Linked DNA regions of Homo sapiens: all the other regions are linked to region 1. A link is a loop called in an ENCODE intact Hi-C map of the cell type or tissue named here. Cell type or tissue: IMR-90. All regions are shown on one strand. Region 1 holds the start of TRT-AGT6-1 (tRNA-Thr (anticodon AGT) 6-1). Region 2 holds the start of TRV-AAC5-1 (tRNA-Val (anticodon AAC) 5-1). Region 3 holds the start of TRQ-CTG5-1 (tRNA-Gln (anticodon CTG) 5-1). Region 4 holds the start of TRS-AGA2-4 (tRNA-Ser (anticodon AGA) 2-4).

What was found. Hi-C counts contacts between places; a loop is a spot of excess contacts. Peaks named below come from ENCODE experiments on the same cell type or tissue, not always from the same donor. Only the 100,000 strongest peaks of a DNase experiment are listed, where the experiment ranks them.
Region 2: it touches region 1 in a loop (7-fold over the local background); 3 of 110 quality-filtered maps call a loop at or near these places.
Region 3: a loop joins it to region 1, with 4 times the contacts of the local background. A loop is called at or near these places in 7 of 110 quality-filtered maps.
Region 4: it touches region 1 in a loop (6-fold over the local background); 28 of 110 quality-filtered maps call a loop at or near these places.

What each region holds. Positions count from the first base shown.
Region 1 is chr6:27,159,343-27,164,342 of GRCh38, forward strand. It overlaps TRT-AGT6-1 (tRNA-Thr (anticodon AGT) 6-1), which reads left to right and starts at 2,929; the gene lies at 2,929-3,002. In IMR-90, a CTCF peak has its summit at 2,703 (motif pointing right); a DNase peak (open chromatin) is centred at 3,069.
Region 2 is chr6:27,234,814-27,239,813 of GRCh38, forward strand. TRV-AAC5-1 (tRNA-Val (anticodon AAC) 5-1) reads left to right here and starts at 696; the gene lies at 696-768. TRI-AAT5-3 (tRNA-Ile (anticodon AAT) 5-3) reads right to left here and starts at 2,831; the gene lies at 2,758-2,831. RefSeq lists silencers at 660-709, 720-769 and enhancers at 2,528-2,607, 3,444-3,944, 3,608-3,897. In IMR-90, no CTCF peak of the experiment used is centred here; a DNase peak (open chromatin) is centred at 2,698; H3K4me3 peaks cover 1,977 bases.
Region 3 is chr6:27,292,609-27,297,608 of GRCh38, forward strand. It overlaps TRQ-CTG5-1 (tRNA-Gln (anticodon CTG) 5-1), which reads left to right and starts at 2,825; the gene lies at 2,825-2,896. It also overlaps the pseudogene TRS-ACT1-1. In IMR-90, no CTCF peak of the experiment used is centred here; DNase peaks (open chromatin) are centred at 1,343 and 2,893; H3K4me3 peaks cover 1,719 bases.
Region 4 is chr6:27,500,665-27,505,664 of GRCh38, forward strand. It overlaps TRS-AGA2-4 (tRNA-Ser (anticodon AGA) 2-4), which reads left to right and starts at 2,375; the gene lies at 2,375-2,456. TRD-GTC2-7 (tRNA-Asp (anticodon GTC) 2-7) reads left to right here and starts at 3,080; the gene lies at 3,080-3,151. RefSeq lists enhancers at 1,786-2,065, 2,246-2,295, 4,978-5,000 and a silencer at 3,096-3,215. In IMR-90, no CTCF peak of the experiment used is centred here; DNase peaks (open chromatin) are centred at 2,467 and 3,067; H3K4me3 peaks cover 1,477 bases.

The DNA.
Region 1 (5,000 bases):
AATTTCAGCAAAAGAGATTTGTTCTTTCCTTCTTGGGGCTAAAATAGCCCCCATTTCTTCTCCAACTGTCCATCCAGCTGACATGGATTCTGAAACTCAGAGATATTGTAATTGAGCTGAGCTGCCTTATACTGTAGGATATCATCTCTCCAACAGGTCAGGTTCTAGGCCTCTTCTCAGTAATTTAATAGCATTTGTAGTGGTTATTCATGTTCACTTGTATCACATTCTACTTCAATTTTCTTTTTAGTCTATTTTATCTTGACTCAGTCTTACAAGAGTGAAGACAGGGATCAAGTATGTATTGACCCTAAAGGATCAGTTCTTGTCAATTATTTTGCCACAAGTGAATGATAAAACTGCTAAAGCAATAAACATTTTGATCTTGCAATTCTCCAGAACACATTTTCTCAGATCTTACTGGCCTGAGTAGCAGAAATCTATGGACTCTGACTCAGAGGCTATCTCTTAGTGAGAGAGCTAGGGTCCTAGATCTATTACAGAATAAAATTGTAGTGACAAGTGAGTAATAGGGCTCAATAAAACCCATGCTGTATGATTTGCTCGAAAAGTAGAGAGCTTGCTTGGCGTGTACCATATGATACTCAGTGCAAAGCACATGTTTATCTTAGAGGTGTGAAGTTCTCTGGTTCACAATAATGTTTTGCAGCTTTGAGTGAGCATTGCTAGAAATCTGGTATAAACAGGGGAATTGTGAGATTAAAAGCTTGCATTTTATGAATGCACTAATATTGGTATGGAAGTATCTTACACAGTCTGCCAACCACATTTTCAGAAAGAAAACTGTTTTACTCTACCTATGGCATTCATGGTCTTGAAATGACTTTTTAATATTTCTATGTTTTATCATTCTCATCTCTCCATGGAAATTAATGAAAGTTACCACCTTCTAAGATTGTTCTAAAGATTTAAGGGTGGTAAATGCATGATGGCACTAGCTCAGTAAGGTACAAACAAACAAACAAAATAATAAAATAAGCCATTTTTGGAGCTAAATAAATAAATATCATTGCTACTTAAGTGGTGGAAGGCCTTCATGCAGTAGTAATATTGCAAAGACTGGTACCAGACTCAGCATCTATTTAACTTGACTACAATCCTGTGCTTCTTTGATGCTGATAAGGTAGTTCTAACAATAATAAGAAGGGTTTTGTCTGTCCTCAGTATTGAGGCTTATTTGAAGATCTGAGCAAGGCTTTTTATAAGGCGGATGTTGGCCAAAATGTTTGCTATGATAGGCCATAAGTTTAGGGAAGACACAGATGTTGTGGGAAAAGGTAGGTTCTAGAAAGAATAGCCCCAAAAGTCAGGGAATCAGGAAAAGAACTTTCCTTCTAATGTCAGCAGAAATCCGGATGAAACACTTTAAGCAGGGGTTTCGTAGTGTTAATTTCTCTCAAGGGTGCAGCAATCTATCTGTAGCCACACCACTCCAGCACCTACTTTATGTTGAAATGTCTGCTTGTATCTTGGAAAGATTTCCAAAAGGAGAAACAAAGGGCTTTTCTTCCAGGGTTTTACACATACCAAGATTTATGAAACACCTGTCAGTGAGAAACAGAAGTCGGGGAATACATAACTAAGCTTCACAAAAAACCTCAGCCAATAAAGCTGAAAAATTGGTATAACCTGGCTTTGTGATTAGCTAGGTAGTGAGTAGAGGTTCATGACCCACAGGAAATAAATCAGAAGCAACACCAGGCTTGGTTAAAAAATAAAAACTCAACCTCAACCTAAGTAATTTCTCATCTTTCCAGGGTCTTGCATTTTGTGGATGCTTAATGAATGCATATGCAAAGCACCAGGCAGTTATTTAAATATTTCAGGATATTGGTTTCATCTGCTTTTCCCCATGCTAAGCTGCATTCAGCTAAACATTCCATGACTCCTTCTGCATTCATTAAACTGACAAAGAACCTGAGATAAAAGGTCATGCAACTCTGTGAGGCCCAAGTGAGAGGTTCCCACAGCATCCTGTGAGGGCTATCACATTGTACTCTACTTTGTTCTCTACTTCTCTGTATCATCCACGCAGTTTTACAATCTATGTGGGTCTAGAAATTGAGTCTATTTTAACCCAGCAGGCAAATGAGCAGAACAAGACTATGACAGAAGCAAAGATATCCATCCAGGAGAACTCCCTGTGTACACCTAACTCATTGTTTCTAACAGCAGATCTCCTGTTGAGACCAAAGCTGTCTTTGAAACAGAGGGTCTCAAGGTGCCTAGTTTGGGTAAGTGGGAAGCAGGGTGACCACAGATCTCCACGACATCACTGTGTCCTCGTCTAGGCTCACTTTCTTGTGCCAGATTAGATAAAATAGAAGGAAGCATAATGGTTTTACTCAATTGCAGTGAATTAGCTCAGAAGGTAGTGTCGTGGGTTCTATAACCCAGCGGTAAAGAGATTGGTTTCCATATCACTTGTGTTTTTGTTTGTTGTTGGATTTTTTTAGTTGGTTAGTTTGTTTTGGGGTGTTTTTTGTTGTTGTTTTATCTCCCTGTAGAACATAAATTCAATAATGGAAGAAAATTTTGCTGTTTTATTCAATGTTCTTTCTCCAATACCTAGAAAAGTACCTGAAATGCAGTAATGACTCAACATTTGTGGACAGAATGAATGCACGAACAGAGAAATAAATTTAAAATATGTTGCGATATCCAATATTTCCTGTAGGGGGAGATAGTCACCATGAAATAGAAATTTCACTCATTTCAATTTGAAATAAATTCTGAAATCTTGCATTGAAGAAAAGTATTTTTTTTAGTGTTGGAATTGCTGCTTTGTTGCTGGTTCAGAAACACAGATGTGCTTTCTTTGTCACAAAATTAAGTACACTTTTGTCAAATTGATACATTTTACAAAAATGTTATAAATACGATATATCTGAACATATGCCCAACAGGGGCCCTGTGGCTTAGCTGGTCAAAGCGCCTGTCTAGTAAACAGGAGATCCTGGGTTCGAATCCCAGCGGGGCCTTACGTGTTCAATTTTATATTTTCAATAGTATGTTGCAAATACATATGTTGAAAATGCATTAAGGAATTTATAGGTTGTGAAATCCGTATTGAGCGATTAGCACAATTATGGAGAGTCCCTTGCAGGTAACTGCATCACAATATGAAAGGGTTGGGATGAAGGGAAAAATTAATAAAGTTTCTGTTGGTAAAAAGCAATGGGTTTGCTGATGACAGGTAAGACTGGGGATATACAAGTTGTACAAAAAAAAAATCTTGTAATACATAGTAGAGAGTAACATTTCAAATTCTGTTGTAGACGTTCAGTCTCCAGCCTCTTAACCTTGATAGCCATCATTTTCAGCTACATGATAGATTTTGATTATCAGTGTCAGGCAAATAATTAATAAGTCATGGCATTTTGTTTGGAGTCTGATTCACTTTGATTTTTGAAAACAAGAGAGCAACAGTGCAATTTATATTCTCACCATTTCTGTTTTGTATGACCCTAAGAATTGTCTTATTTGTGCATCTAGGATCTAGGGACTCAATGATATCTCGAGGAAATAAATCACAAATGAATGAAGACTTTCCTGAATCTTAAGTGGCATTGCAGTTCATAAACTAAAGTGTACCCTCTACAGCACTGGCCTACTCATTAGGCTTCTCAGTTTTATCTAAAGAGATTTCAAATGTTATTATCAGAGTTCTACCAGAGTCATAGTCTTTTCACTGCTGTAAAAGTAGTCCTGCACTGTGCCTGAAATCATTTATACTTCAGAGTAAATCTGAATTCTGCTTTCTCATTTTATTCATAGCAGTTCTCTCCCACCTACTTTCAAAGGAATGTGAGCAAAAGAGATTGTCACAAGCCTCAGCTTCACTTCTAAGAAAACTGATATTTAAAGGATCCTGAAAATTGGAATGCTGCTATTGAAAAATTTGTAAACAATTGATTAAGCTATGTCTTCAAAGTTTAAGTATAAAAATACAAACTTGAATACTACAGTATTCTCTCCTTCTTGCAAACTAAATTCAAAGAAGGCTGAAAATATCTTAAGATTTATATATTACATGTCATAGTGTTATTCTTGCTCTACGCTTACTAAAAGCTCAGAGAGGAACAAATATGTTCTCAGGTACATTTCAGTTAAGTGGCCCTAAACAACCTGTGTCTGAAATATTAAGTGGAACACACAAATCACATACCAAACTCTCACTACCTGACACCTGTCAGTTACTCCAAACTCAACCTACACATTGAAAGGAAGCTTCAGGTCCGGTGCGGTGGCTCACGCCTGTAATCCCAGCACTTTGGGAGGCTGAGGCAGGTGGATCACAAGGTCAGGAGTTCAAGACCAGCCTGACCAACATGGTGAAACTCCGTCTCTACTAAAAATACAAAAATTAGCCGGGCATGGTGGCATGCGCCTGTAATCCCAGCTACCCAGGAGGCTGAGGCAGGAGAATCGCTTGAACCCAGGAGGCAGAGATTGCAGTGAGCCGAGATCGTACCACTGCACTCCAGCCTGGGCAACAGAGCCAGACTCCATCTCAAAAAAAAAAAAAAGAAAAAGTAAAAGAAAAGAAATGGAAAAGAAAAGAAAGGAAGCTTCCTCCATTATTAACATATTTGCAGACTGTCTCACAGCCTGGTTTTGAAAGATGAGGAAGTAGAATTCTCCCTTCCCCCTGTTATATTTATGAAAGAAGGGAGAAGTAAATTAAGAGGAATGACAGAAGATGACACAGAATATATGGTGTCAATGTTATTTAAAGCTTTGCAAAATAACAGAGATTCAGTGAATAATTTTTATAGTGACATGAAATATTCTTAGAAAGACAATGATTAAAAGGAATTCAAGAAAGCAAGATAAACAAGAAAGTAAGATAAGATAAATAAAACAAACCAAAATAAACAAAAGATTTGCTGGGTTTGGTGGCTTATGCCTGTAATCCCAGTACTTTGGGAGGCAGGCGGATCACCTGAGGTCAGGAGTTTGAGACCAGCCTGGCCAAC
Region 2 (5,000 bases), 75 kb after region 1:
CTCATGTTCATATATATATATGTATATAAAACAGCAAAAAATACATAGTGTGAGAAGCATATATACATATATATACATATGTGTAAATATACATATGTATTTATTACCAATTACCATGTATGATATATAGATATTTGCTCATTGGTAACTGATCCTAATGAATACGGTTGTTCTGTCTTGATTTTAAACTTCCCCTTACACACCCAAGCTATTTATTTCTTGTTATACGCCTTTGCATGAACACTGCGTCTGCCTTTTGTTTCAAACCTCAAGAAAGAGTCTCATTTAGGAGTAAGCGGGACTTTGAATGAATCTCACTGACAGGCTGCTAGCATGAAGAAAAAAATACTCGAGGTCACCAATATCCTGCTTAATTTTCAGTCATCGAGAAATGAACATTAGAGCGTCTTATGAGAGCAGAGAGCAGAGAACATACCAAAAAAAAAAAATGAACTGAAATAAAATTTCCCGAGAGACTGCCTGATATTTCCCCGCCCTGTGCTTCTGAAGGAATTGAAGCTTCAGGAGAAGCATTTGCTTGATTTCGAGTTGTCGGGTTTTAAACTATGTATTCTAAGAATTAGAAAGTGTAGGGGAAAATATTACCCCTCTGCCAAAGATATACCCTGACGGAACGGATAAATTTAAAGTTCATTTTAACTAATTCAAAACTGAAAAACACTCTCACTAAGCGAGTTTCCGTAGTGTAGTGGTTATCACGTTTGCCTAACACGCGAAAGGTCCCCGGTTCGAAACCGGGCAGAAACAGAGCGTAGTTTCGTTTTTTTGGTTGTTTTTTTTTTTTTTTTTTTTTTTTTTTTTTTCTTCTCTTGAGAAGGAGTCTCACTCTGTCTCCAGGCTGGAGTGCAGTGGCGCGATCCCGGCTCACTGCAACCTCCCACTCCCTGGTTCAAGCGATTCTTCTGCTTCAACCTCCCTAGTAGCTGGGATTAGAGGTACGCACCACCACGCCCAGCTAATTTTTGTATTTTTAGTAGAGACGGGAGTTTCACCATGTTGGCCAGGATAGTCTCGAGCTCCTGACCTCGTGATCCACCCGCCTCGGCCTCCCACAGTGCCGGGATTACAGGCCTGAGCCAGCGCGCCCGGCCCATAGTTGTTTTGTGAAATTCTGAATCTGTTTATATATATATATGTGTGTGTGTGTGTGTGTGTGTGTATACACACACACTATATATATGTTTTATATATATATAAACATATATATAAACATTAGTTATATATATATAAACATTATATATATATAATTTTTTTTTGAGACGGAGTTTCGCTCTTGTTGCCCAGGCTGGAGAGCAATGGCACGATCTCGGCTCACTACAACCTCCACCTCCCGGGTTCAAGCGATTCTCCTGCCTCAGCCTCCCTAGTAGCTGGGATTACAGGCATGCGCCACCACGCCCGGCTATTTTGTATTTTTAGTAGAGGCGAGGTTTCTCCATGTTGGTCAGGCTGGTCTTGAACTCCCTACCTCAGGTGATCCGCCCACCTCGGCCTTCCAAAGTGCTGGGATTACAGGCGTGAGCCACCGCGTCCGGCCCAGAACTGGTTTTCAATCAGTTCAATCTGTCAGTAACAATCGCTTCTGTGAACACACTTTTGAAAACCAATCAGTGTCTGCTCCTGGCTTCGGAAAGTGAGCTGATCAGGGATGGACTCACTCCAATAAACATACCTATGAGTGCCGACCAAACAATGGCAGTCTCTGACAAGTAACCATGCTCCCATAGATTATATCAACCTAATGAAAAAAAGATCAGCCATCTGTTCTGTTTTCAGGGACTGTGTTTTACAATATAGCTCTCCCTCGAATGAGCTTTGATTTTGTCTTTTTAAAGTATTGAGCGGTGGTTTCGTCATCCTTTGAAAATGACCCTTTGTCAGATCTGAAATGTCTAAGTTTCGTTTCTTGCTGGGATTATTTTTACCATTTATTTTTCACATCTGTAATTCTGTGTATTCTATAAAATGATATAATCTTTACAACCACTTTGTTTTGCTGTAAATGTAGACCTTGGCAGGCTTTTGCTCCTTTATATATGTTTATCAGTCAGACTGGGCAAACAAAATCCCAATGTTTGAAAACACACTCTAATGGCGAGTCTTCAACAGTCACTCCACAAATATTTACCGAATGCCTACTCTGTCTTCAGAGCCATTCTGAGACCTGGTGATCTGGAAGAAAAAAGAAAAAAATTATGTCCTCAAAGACGAAAATTCTGATGAGAACAGACTGAGAATTTAATATGAAAAAAAGGAAAGCAAAATATGTATGCATTGTTTCCCATTGTGATTATCTTAATAAAAAATATCAATTTCAACAGTGTCCAAAGATAGCTCCAGGGGTGAGCAGACCATCAGGTAGAGGAAGCACGTGACAGGCACAAGCAGACTCCATAGGCTGGATCCTGAGAAAGGGACCAAAAAAACATGGAGTTCGGATGGACAGCGGGCATCAGACACACATCCAACCCCAGTGCTACCCCCCTCTCTAACACCCTCATTTTCTTCACTAAAATTTCTGTCTTAGGGCGTCATGTCACTTGTTCCATAAGATTTTCTTTTTTCTTTCCCAAGCTCCTTTAGAGGAGTGCAAGACTGAAATGGGTAGGTGTGACTGCTGAAGAAGAAATGGCATCATTTAATTCCGACTTTAAATTGAAGAAGCTGTTATTTCCGATGTATAGCTGGATGTGAAGTGACTGCGGCAAAATCGGAGAGAGAAGGTGAGAACCCTCGTGGCCCGTACGGGGATCGAACCCGCGACCTTGGCGTTATTAGCACCACGCTCTAACCAACTGAGCTAACCGGCCACCCGGAAAACAGTTGTTCTTTCAATTTTAAAAAAGCAAAATGTTTGTTGTTTTTGTGTTTCTTTAACACTAAAGGAAATTCTTTTCCTCTCCTCAAAGGGATGTCTTTTAAAATAATTTTAATTGCGACTACGTAATATTGTTTCTTCAAACTTCTGTTGGTGTTTTGCATTTTCCCTTCCTGCACTCCCGCAGGGAAGAAGGAAAACAAAAACAAAAACAAGGACAAGGCCAAAAACTCTACCTCCAGCAGAAAGGAACTTCGCCTCTCCCGTGGGAAATGAGATTTTCTCAAACTCACCTATTCCGCCCGGAGAAAATACTACAGAGAACCATTCACGAGAGGGGCTTCCTTCCTTTTGACCTTGGGAGGGGTCCAGAGACCCGGGGGACGATCTGGGAGCAGAAGCTGGTCGTTCTGAGTTTTCCATCCAAATGGTTTGCTTATGAAATTGACTCACCACGCGGAATGGCTGGTGGATTTGGATCGCGGCATGAGGAATCCGCTCCATAATGGAAGGAAGAAAATCTCCGGCAGCTATGCCTCGCGGGTTCATAAGGACTGGAGAGTTACTCCTTCTCTCTGGCCCCCTCAAAACGCCCGGTGGTATGTCTGTTGCTCCACTACGCGTTATTATAATTAACTGCTTGTGTTACTCTTTGTGCTGTCTTGCTCTTCATTCTCCTGGTACCTCGGGTGCCCGCACAGCATGGTAAGCTGCTCAATAGTTCAATGAATGGGGAAAAGGTGTGCAGAGGTCATTTCTGCTGATTATCAAGACTTCAATTCTTCGAAGTGGAGCACGAGGATCCTCTAGGCGGCAGGCAAATGTCATCAGGAGTCTCAACGTCTTCCCCCCAAAAAACAATATTTTCAACAGAAATCAATTTACCTCCTCATTGGTGGTGGAATGGGAAGATGGTGGAGAAAGCTGTCCTTTAATAACAGCTCGGAGGTCTCCGTTCTCCAACAAAGGACTTTGTGCATACCTTTTCTCTCCCAGTTCCCGCCGCTATGGCTGTTGGAAGACTAAGGACTTCCACTCAGCCGGGCTTCGGCGCCTCTTCCTGTCCGGGCGCGGCTACGGTTCCTGGTACACATTCGCTGCGCCTCGGGCAGCCTAAGGGTGCTCAAGTTCAACAAGGTCAGCACCCAGTTCTTTTCAGACAGGGAACACACTGGCGATGCAAACAGGGTTGAGCTGGTTCAGGTATGCATGTGTTGAAATAGACAAGTCTGCGTCCTAGAGCCCTAGCAACGATCCCGAACAGGCAGCTCTTTTTCCTGGACGATTTCCCAGGAATTAAGTCTGGCTCAGCTCTAGTTTGGTGTCCGGCTCTAGTTTGGTGCCCAGCAAATAAATTTCGAGAGGAAAGAGGAATTCAGACCATTTCTGGAGTGACAATGGTATCCACGAGCGAGTGCTCTAAATTTTCGGGCCACTTGGAGGTTTCTCGGATTTCTATTTTGAGGACAAAGACGATAACGCTAGCCTCCATGACCCTGCTGAATATCTAGGAAAACCCAAGAATTCGAGGGAGGCCGTGTTGTAATATCTGGTCTGAGTGGCCCTCTTTGGATTTGGAGGCTGTTTCCAATAGACACAAGATAAAAACTGAAGATTTAACAGAGCTTAGTCGTTAGCCAAGTTGGGCCCTTAGGCTTCAAAATATTGTTACCCACCGTCCTCCCCAATTTTTTAAAACTATGTCCCCCCATACACATTTTTGACAAATTAATATGTATCTTAAGATTAAGCAGATGTTTTTCTTTGTATTATAATTATTGACATTTTTAAAAATTAAAGTGTTGCATCATTCTTGAATACGTTGAAGATCATAAATTTTGAATAATGTAATAGTTTTATGCTTAAAATTATTTTAAGTTTTCCATAGCCTACTTACCTGCAACAACAACAAAAATATATATGTACATTACAATCAATTTGGGGGATGGCGCAGGCTTTTTTTTTTTTTTTTTTTTAGACAGAGTCTCGCTCTGTCGTCCAGGCTGGAGTCCAATGACGCGATCTCAGCCCACTGCAACCTCTGCCTCCCGGGTTCAAGCGATTCTCCTGCCTCAGCCTCCTGAGTAGTTGGGATTAAAGGTGCGCGCCACCATGCCCGACTAATTTTTGTATTTTTAATAGAGACAGGGTTTCACCATGT
Region 3 (5,000 bases), 130 kb after region 1:
GATATATACTAACATAATTGAATACTATACTAGTTTATTTATTTATTTATTTTTTTGAGATGAAGTCTCATTGTGTCGCCCAGGCTGGAGTGCAGTGGCACAATCTCCACTCACTGCAACCTCCACCTCCCAAGTTCAAGACCTTCTCCTGTCTCAGCCCCTTGAGTAGCTGGGATTACAGGCATGCACCACCATGCCTGGATAATTTTTGTATTTTTAGTAGAGATGGGGTTTCACCATGTTGGCCAGGCTGGTCTCCAACTACTGACCCAGATGATCCGCCCACCTCGGCCTCCCAAAGTGCGGTGATTACAGGCGTGAGCCACTGCTCCTGGCCAACTACTACACATATATTTTTTAAATTATTATACTTTAAATTCTGGGGTACATATACAGAACATGCAGGTTTGTTACATAGGTATACACGTGTATAGTATATGTAATACTATACATATTTTTAAAAGAATGAAGAAAACTTGTCTATTCTGATATGGAAAGTTTGCAAAAGTACATTGTAAGTAAAAATTTAAAAAGGCAAGGGACTTAAAAAGTGTATAAAATGCCACTATTCATGAAGAGAAAAAAGAAAACACTTGTGTAACTTTGTCTATGTATTCAAAATCTCTGGAACGATAAACAAGACATTAAAAACAATGGTAAAGCTTTTGGGAAACAATGGCTGAGTAGACAACGATTGGGTTTAACGGCCCCTGGAATGGTGACTAGAACCACATTTCTAGCATTTTTCAATACCAAGGTCTTCGAAGCGACCTTTGATTTGAGGTCACTTTAGGAATCTGAAGGAACACATAGGAAGACTCCCAAATTGAGGATCTAGACATAAGAAACCTGGGACGATCTCGATCATGGGACCATCGAGAATCAGACTCGTTGGGAATATCCTTCAAGTACCAATTTGTATGTTGTATTAGTGAGCGGCTTTTACGAAGCAAAGACTCATTAATATTTCACCGAATCTGATTCATTGTCTGCATGTATTGACTAGACATTCAGAAGGCAGCAAATATTTCCATAAATTGCTGGGCCATTAGCCACAGTTTGAAATGTTTAAGCGTCCTCTTTCAAGTCTACGAATACAGCCATTTTGCTTTGTTTTTGCGTTAAGAGGAAATTTCTCGTTATTTCTATTAAGACTCTAAAGCAACTAAGAAATTGTTCCTCCCTGTAAGACAAACAGGAATTACGTTGAAGAATTTAATACTTTCACGGAGAAGGGGCGAGGATGCGGGTGAGATGAATAACAAAAGCACAGATTTGCGGTCGGCCGGTTAGCTCAGTTGGTTAGAGCGTGCTGCTACTAATGCCAGGGTCGAGGTTTCGATCCCCGTACGGGCCTTTGGCTTTTTCCCCCCTCGAGAAATTTGGTTTTCATGCTCTAAGATGATTCAAATTAACCGTCCCCATTTCTTAACGAACCTAGAACCTAAGTTCGTTTCCGAATCATCTGAAATGCTACATCTCCCCAGGTAATAATCTTCTTCTTCTTCTTCTTCTTTTTTTAAATGTTCTTTCTGTTTCCTCCAGGAATAAGGGTTGGGGACAGAAAGCTGTTCAGAGCAGAGACCTCCAAGACTGGGAGCCTGCTTAATGAAAGGGGGGGGGGGCGGGGAAGAGTTCAAGGAGTGGAAAAATAACTGGCATTTTTTTTAAAAAAATAAAGCTTATTTGATTTCAGATTTTCCTTCCAAATTAGTCCTGAAACCTACCTTCTTTCTCAAATTGTAGAGACACAAGATAAAGAGAATAAATCCTTAGAAGGTTGTGGATATGTGTCTCTGAAAACCCTTTCGAATTTAACTGACAGACGACATTGTCCTGTGAGGAAGCTATCACTTTAAACAAGGAACACAGACTTTTTGTTTTGTTTTGTTCACAGAAACCGATTCTGTGTGTGTGTGTGTGTGTGTGTGTGTGTCTGTGTTTGTGTTTTCACATGGGCTCCTGTGTGTGTCACAAAGGGATATGCGAGGGAGAAGCAGGGAGTTTTCTTTGTGTCCGTTTGGAAGTTTACCCTGCACATATTTCTCATTGGTGAAGGGCAGTGGAAGGACCAGGGGAGCTATGCACTGTCCTGGGAAACTCCAGAGGGACCTTTGTCTACCCTTCCCCTTCTTTCCCTGAGTTGCTATCCTAGGGTTGCTGGGATCTTCCTCTAACCCAGTAGTTCAAGTGCATTTATTTCAGCTTTCTGTAAACAGCAAAGTGGCTCCCCTGTGACTTCGGTAAAATCTTTCCATAACGTGTCCTTAAAAACGCTACATGTTACCCTGGTAAAAACGATTTTTGAGAAAATAATTAGATCTATAACGAAAAGGAGTAAAGCATCTCAGGTATCTGACTCAAATTTCTCACCTGTAAAATAGAGATTATGGGTCCCATCTCACAGCGTGGTTGTGAGCCTCACAGGTAAGGTAACAATAGAAAACACTTGTCACAAAAACTGGCACACGGTAACCTGGCATACTGTGTGCCTGGCACCTGGCACACAGTCTTGTTTAACAATCTCACTTGTCTACCATTGATGAAATAGAGGCCGAGGCCCGGGGCGCCAAGCTCCTAAAGCACTTGAAAGGAGTGGTTTAGGATTAGAGGACTCCTGACAGTTGGAAGTCAACGTTTTCCATTAAGACTGTGGTGTAAAAGGTGTTGAATGTAGGCATGTGGCAGGTAAGCGTCTTCTTGACTTAATCCTCCAAGAGGAAAAGCAGAATGCACCCATCACCCAAACTATGGGGCGGAGGGAAGGAACCTAAAGTGGAGAAATAGGTCACCTATGACTTTAGGAAATGCTAGTTCAGCTTCAGGTTCCATGGTGTAATGGTTAGCACTCTGGACTCTGAATCCGGTAATCCGAGTTCAAATCTCGGTGGAACCTTGGATTTAGTCCTCTGCAGTCAAATCCCCATCGTCTCTCCACAATCTATACTGTTGCTCATACAAATCACTCGACCAAATTTTATTCCTGGTATTTCCACGTCACATCTCTTGAGCGGAGTATCTTTAGCTGCCAACCAAATAATAACTTTCTTTTTGCTGCGCACAATTTGTTCTTTGGAGAAAAAAGAGAGAAGCCTCAAAAGGAAATGCACGAGGCAGTCGCTCGAGTCCTGCTGGAACTGCAAATCAAAGTCTCCAGAAAAGATCTGCAAACAAGTGAGGAGACAATAGATAGGAGGCTAGTGAGAAGAGAGAAAGGAAATTTGGTGATAGTCACGAACAGAGAAAAGCTGGGATGGAAACTGAGGAAAGGACTTACCCACTAAATGGGTCTGGGAGAGGTGACAGTCGCCGAAGCCGAGAGAAAACTGTCCTCAGACAAGACCACAAGGGGATAGAAGCTCAACTTGTGAGGGCTGGGCAGATAGAACAGGTGACGGGAAAGATACAACTGGCGATAGTCAATAGTCAATAGAGATAGATGCTGTTTCGAGTTTGCACAAGCAAGTTTTACTTGGACAGAGAAGAGGGGGAAATGAGCTGAAAAGACTCCCTTTCCCAGGATAACAGAGTTTACTCTACGCCCTCTCCCCGCCAATCTCCCCAGCCACCAACCTCCCGCAGCGTTTCCTAGTGAGGGTTCCCTGAGCTCATTGCTGGGCGCTCAGCAACTCGGCTTTCTTGGCATTTCCGTCTGGGCATGGACAAGCTCCTGAAGAAGGGGTTTCAGAGCTCGGACCCTCTTAGACAGATTGTAGAAGTTCAGTCACCCGGAAATTGCTGGGGCGGTTTGGTTTTGGAGAGAGGCGGGGACGAAAGAAGAAAGCTGTGAGCGAGGAGAGAAGGCAGGGAATGTGAACAGGAAAAAGCTCTTGCGCTAAGGAATGTCAGAGAAGCCAGCGCCCGGTGCAGCCGAGAAGCTTAGCGACAGGGTTGCTGGGCCGGAGACCACGAGATCCTAGAGGCTACAAAGAAACATTTCCCCATATGTGTCTCCCCTACCGCGCACTAGCTCCCTATGGGATGTGAATGCTCCCTACTTCCATCTTCCCCTGCAAATCATTCTCGCCTTTTAGATAATATCTTACCGTGACAGAACAACTGGAAATGCTGGTGTCTCCAAAGTCTTCTGTAAACAAGACACAGAGATGTGTGTCTCAATTGCGTATTTTACACGATTTTATGAAGGAACTGACAAATTCCTCATTTACTTCCGACTAATAACATTCCATTTTTAACAAAACGGAACGTACATATTGGGCCATGGAAAGTTAGTGTTTTCATTTTTTTTTACAATTATTGAGACTCGTAGGAAAATTCTTGGACTTTTATCAAATATGAATACAAATACAAATATGGATATCCGTAAAGTTATATATTTTACGTCCTCCCAAATCTCCTGCTCGCCATCACTTTTATTTATTGCTAAAATTTATTTATTAAATTTAGATAAACGTAATGAGAATGTGTTGAAGATTCCACTTTAAATAATGCACCTTAAATAATCATAAAAACACCTTTTGGAAGGCTCGGACTTATTCAAAACCACAATCTACTGATCTTTTTGTTGTTAATTCCACTGAACCTTTCTTATTCCGGCTATAAGAAGTATTTATCCGCGGACAATGAATTGATGGAGAAAAAAATATTAACAGCCATTTCACTAAAAGATGCATTTCCAATGCAACTCTACTTTTCGTGTATTCTAAATTACTTACCAAAATCGTTGATTTGTGTTTGTTATTGTGTGCCACCATTGAATGTAAAGGTAATTCAAACCAGAAGAAAAACGGTGAAACTCTTGGGGATTTATGGTCAATGGACATAAAAAAAAAATTAGAGGTTTCAATTTATATAAGTATTTTCCGTTGCTGTCAGTTATGATAGCGTTTTTAAGCATAAAAATACATAATATTGGGATAAAATTCTGTGGCAGAAACAGAAAAGAAATACATTGGCAGCAGAAAAAGGATTCCCCCCACCCCACCCCGCCGCCTCAATTTTCAGCTGCTTAGCCTTCAGTAAGAAGGACTGTAAGGCCT
Region 4 (5,000 bases), 340 kb after region 1:
CTATAGTTTCACCTTAACAAACGAGAAAAATAAGAGTAAATTAAATTCAAAGTAAGTGGAAGAGAACAAATATTAAAGAGCAAAAGAGAATGAAATAGAAAAACAATAGAGAAGATCAATGAAATCTAAAAACCAGTGCTTTGAAAAGATGAATAATATTGATAAATCTCCAGTCGGACTGCTCAGAAAATAAATGTAGCAGGAAAGAAACAGGGGACATTTACCTAGATTATACAAAAAATAAAAGAATATTTTGGATAATATGCCAATTAATTTGACAAATTAGATGAAATATATCAATTTCTCAAAAGGTAGAAACTACTAAAACCCACTCAAGAAATAATCTGAATTGTAATATAACTGTTAAAAATATAATTTATAATTAAAAACCTCTCTAAAAGAAAAATCCAGGCCTAGATGGCTTCATTGGTGGAGTCTACCAAACCTTTAAAGAGGAAATAATATCATGTGTACATAAACTTTTCCAGAAACTGGAAAAGTAGAGAACACTTTCCTACTCATTTTATGAATTGAATATTAGTTGATATCAAAACTTGGGAGGGATGAAGGGAAACAAAGAATATAAATGTATTTATTTCTACTGAACTGTACACTTAAAAATGGTAAAGATGGTAAATTAAACATATATATTTTACCTCAATAAAATAAGCTACCATAAAAAATAAAAAATGAAATAGCCCTACCTCAGCAAAAACAAAGTGAACAAACACCAGATCACAGTTTGAGAAAAAAAAAAATTACAAACCAATGTTCCTCATGAAAATAGGTGTAAATATTCTTAACAAATGTTAGCGAATTGAATCAGCAATTTTTAAAAAGGGTGATATGCTGCGACCAAGTGGGATTTATCCTTTGAATGCTGAGAGGACTGTGCCTTTCTTTTCTTAAAGGTGTCATTTTCCATCTCTATAAGGAAAGAGTAATTGATACAGAGTAAGATGCTTTGATTTCAATACTCAGTAGCCCTGTGAATGTACAAAGTTCTCTTATCCGGACATTTTTCTTATTGTAAAAGTGGGTGGCAGCACCTCATGGAACTGTTCTGAGAGTTACATGAGATCCTGAATGTGAAGGCATTTTCTAAAATGTGAAATTTAGAATAGTTAGATAGTAGCATTATTTTTACTGGTTCAATATCAATGCCATACCACTCCTTATTTCTTCAAACAGATAACAAGGTATTACAATCATCTTGTAGTCTTAAGGAAGAGTGGGAACACTTCAAGTAAAAATACAAATAAATACATATACTTTGCTTGAAAATTTGAAAGAGAGAAGAGCTAAAAGAAGAAAACGATGAGGAGCTATGATTCAACACCTCAGATAAATTAGTATTAACTTTTTTGTTTTTACACAACCAGTTTTTAAATGCGTAAGTATGCAATGGCATATTTTAGCCTGTTTTTCCATTTTTAATTTTCCAATTATATAATTAATGCAGTCTGTTTTTCCATTTTTAATTTTCCAATTATATAAATAATGCAGATTGTTTTTATGACAAATGTAAAGAATACAAAAGTAATCGAAATTGATATTTTAATCTCTCACTTACATTCCATTTTGCTCTTTTGTTAGATTGGTGAGCGTCCCTTCGGATGTTTTTAATGGACTTTAATTTGGGGGTTCATTCGATATAAATAGAACTATTTATGTTCGCTATTTTGTGGATTAAAGTTTACACACATTTCCAAGTAAAACGATAAGAATCTAATTCTTTAACAGCTGCATAGTACCCTGTGATAGGAATGCATCACACCATTCCCTTACTAGTTAGCATATTTACATGCTATATACAAACAATGCCACAGTGGACATCCTTGCATCGTAACTATGTAAATCATGTAAATCACCAGCTGTTTCTGCCCATTTTCCACTTTGATCAAAGTGCTGATTTCCCACAAGTTATGCAATCTTCCAAAGTGTCCAGGGCTATCGGAAGACAGGCTGTTCAAAGGCAATAGATAAGTGGGGGCCGTAAGTTAGGGTCTCAGTCCACTTGTTAATTAGCAAAGTTTAGTTCCAGTTGCAGAGACTCCACTGCCAGAGCTCAGACCACAGCCTACTTCCGGGCGCCGACGGGAGCTCGCTCACTGTTTACTAACGTGAAGTTTGTATTCTTTGTTTGGAACGCTGATGATGCTCATCCTCACGCGGGAGTACTCTCATTCCAGTGCTCTTGTCCAGGTGGCACAGGAGGTTGGCTTTTTTTGCTTTTTTTTTTTTAACCAAACTCTCGTTGTACCTGAAAGTTTGCGTTCAACTCACAAAGCCCATTTTCTTGTACCTAGATAGTAATTATCCTGATTTGCATTTTCTCATGTCTATACCGTGAAAAAAAACGTTGTGATTCTGTGTAGTCGTGGCCGAGTGGTTAAGGCGATGGACTAGAAATCCATTGGGGTCTCCCCGCGCAGGTTCGAATCCTGCCGACTACGAGTTCGAGGTTTTAGATAATTAACAACAGAAAATTTAGAAGAAAGAAATTTAAGCCAACTCACGTGTTGCGAACTGAATTTGTTTGGTACTTCCCCGATCCTGAAACCCCACAACAATGGAGGGTGGAAGTTACTGAATACCTACTATTTTCATAAGATTATGGGTACCTTAATTAGCAGATACCTAGTCATTTTCCCGTTAGCGGTACCTTTGTACGGTTCTTGGGGACGCCTCTCGTTTCCCTGCCTTCCAAACCCTCCTGAAGCCTATACCTGTTACAAGTCTTGATAGTGCTTTCCTCTTCATGGAAATTTAGTCCTAGTCAGAGGTCCAAGTCTTTGGTCAATTATCAGTTTCTGTGGAATCAATGGTTCAACTGCTTTGGTCACCCGGTCTCGCTGGTTGCAAATGACTAGAAACACTGTCAGAGATCTCGACACCACCACAATCGAAAGACCAGGCTGTCCTGACAGACCCCGTCGTTTTGGCTTAGGCGGCAGATTAAAGTGTAAATTCGCCAAGTATAATCAATTTAGTAGAATACAAACTTACAGACTTAAAAAAGTGGGCAAGAATACTTAAGTTTATTAGAGGTAGTCAAAACTCGCTGACGCAGAGTTCTTCCTCGTTAGTATAGTGGTGAGTATCCCCGCCTGTCACGCGGGAGACCGGGGTTCGATTCCCCGACGGGGAGAAAAGTTGCTTTTTGCATCTTCTGCCCACTGATGGCCCCTACCTGGCTCTGAGAGCAGAGCTGCGGTGGGACCCCTCTGCCATTCCTCCTTAACTGCCAATGGACCCTCTCGACTTTCCTCACTCCTAAGACCGCTGCTCTGATCAGAGAAACATTCCAGTCAATTCTGAAACCTCAAAGTCACAGTTACTTTAAGGCCCATAGGAGAATCTAGGTTTAAATGACACAAAATGTACTCATTAAAAGTTAACGAGAATACAGTTGTCTAGCATCTGCCTCTTATTTGCATGGTCAGAAAGCTCATGTAAATGTTCAAGTCCTCCATCCTTCTAGACATCAAATCTTGGAATGAAGATATCGACAAGGCCCAGCTGGGGGCTCGTGTATGCCCCAGCTGCAATGGCTGACCTGGGCAACTCCAAACTATAGAATCCACAAGATGTCGATCAAATGTATGAGGGAAGATGACAAAGTGGCCACAGACTTTTGAGGAGATTCCCAAGTTTCAGGAGCACATGAGGAATGTCAACACTGCTGCTTTCAACAATATCTGAAGCTTCAGGCAATGTGTTAGTGAATGTATGTCAGATTTAAAATAAAAATTGAGCTACCTGAAATGGGGGGGGGGTTACTTAAAAAGCCATAGCAATCAGGACAATGTGATACTTGCTCAGGGGGTGTAAATTGGCTCAATCACTTGCGAGAATGACTTAGCATTATATATTAAATCTTGAATGTATACATGTACTGTGACTCTGTAATTCCACCCATAAGTATATCTCTCCAACAAAAATATTTATTTATATTCACTGAAATACATGTACAAGAATATTCATGGCAGCACTAGTTATAATAGCCAAACTGGAAACAATACAAATGCCTCTGTGGAGGAATTGGACTTTAAGAAGTGCCTTGACATCAGGGGCTGATTTCAAAGAGTGGAGATAGTGGAAAGTTGCCTGTCAGAGCAAGAGCAAGGGCATTTAGGGGTTGCTAAGACAGAGGAAACTCAGAATAAAAGTGGGCAAGAGGGGTGAGAACATTCCTATATTTGGCACCCTGCTAGCTTCTCTTTTGTTCCATTCCTTCAATCTCCTGGCCTTTCTCCTCTCTTCCGTTTTCTTGTTTTTCCACATCTTTTCGTCTTCTCCCTCGACCTTTTCTTCCCAACTTTATTCTGTATGAGAACCAAAGTACTGAGTGTCTGAAGTTACACTGTTTCCTGAATCTACTGTAAAGCCCAGATAAGTGTTCTTGGTCTTTGAATGTGCTGGAGAAGATAGGAAGAATAGACTGGGGCCAGAGAACTTCACCTTGAATTTTTCTAAGCTGTAAGATGAAGACATTTAACAAAATCAATAGAATAAAAATAATAAGGGCTTGGCAGCCAGAGGCTAGCTTTAACATCCACTTCCTGTGGTTTAATAAACCTTTCCCATTCTTGGGCTCTCGAATTTTTAGGCCGAGAAGATACAGTGTGTGTGGTACTGTCTACAAACCAACGAATTTATATTGAAGCTACAATCACAATCATTGTTATTGCTGCAAAACAGGTAATGCCTTGTTGCTGTTGAATGACAGTCCCTAAACTTGGGCTAACAAAACACTTAATACACTATAGGCAAAATCTTCACACACCAGACAAGCAACTTAGACTTATCTACAGAGAAAACTCGATGGAGTCTGACTTCGATTCTCAGAGCTTGTAGGTGAGGAAAAGAGAATTGCCTTCCTCAAATCAGGATTAACGTTAGGTGGTGTTTACACCACAGCAATAGATTCTCTCTTACTCGAGACACGGTTGTCTCGGATGTTGGAGGAGGAGGAAAGTAATGGACTCAGAGAAAGA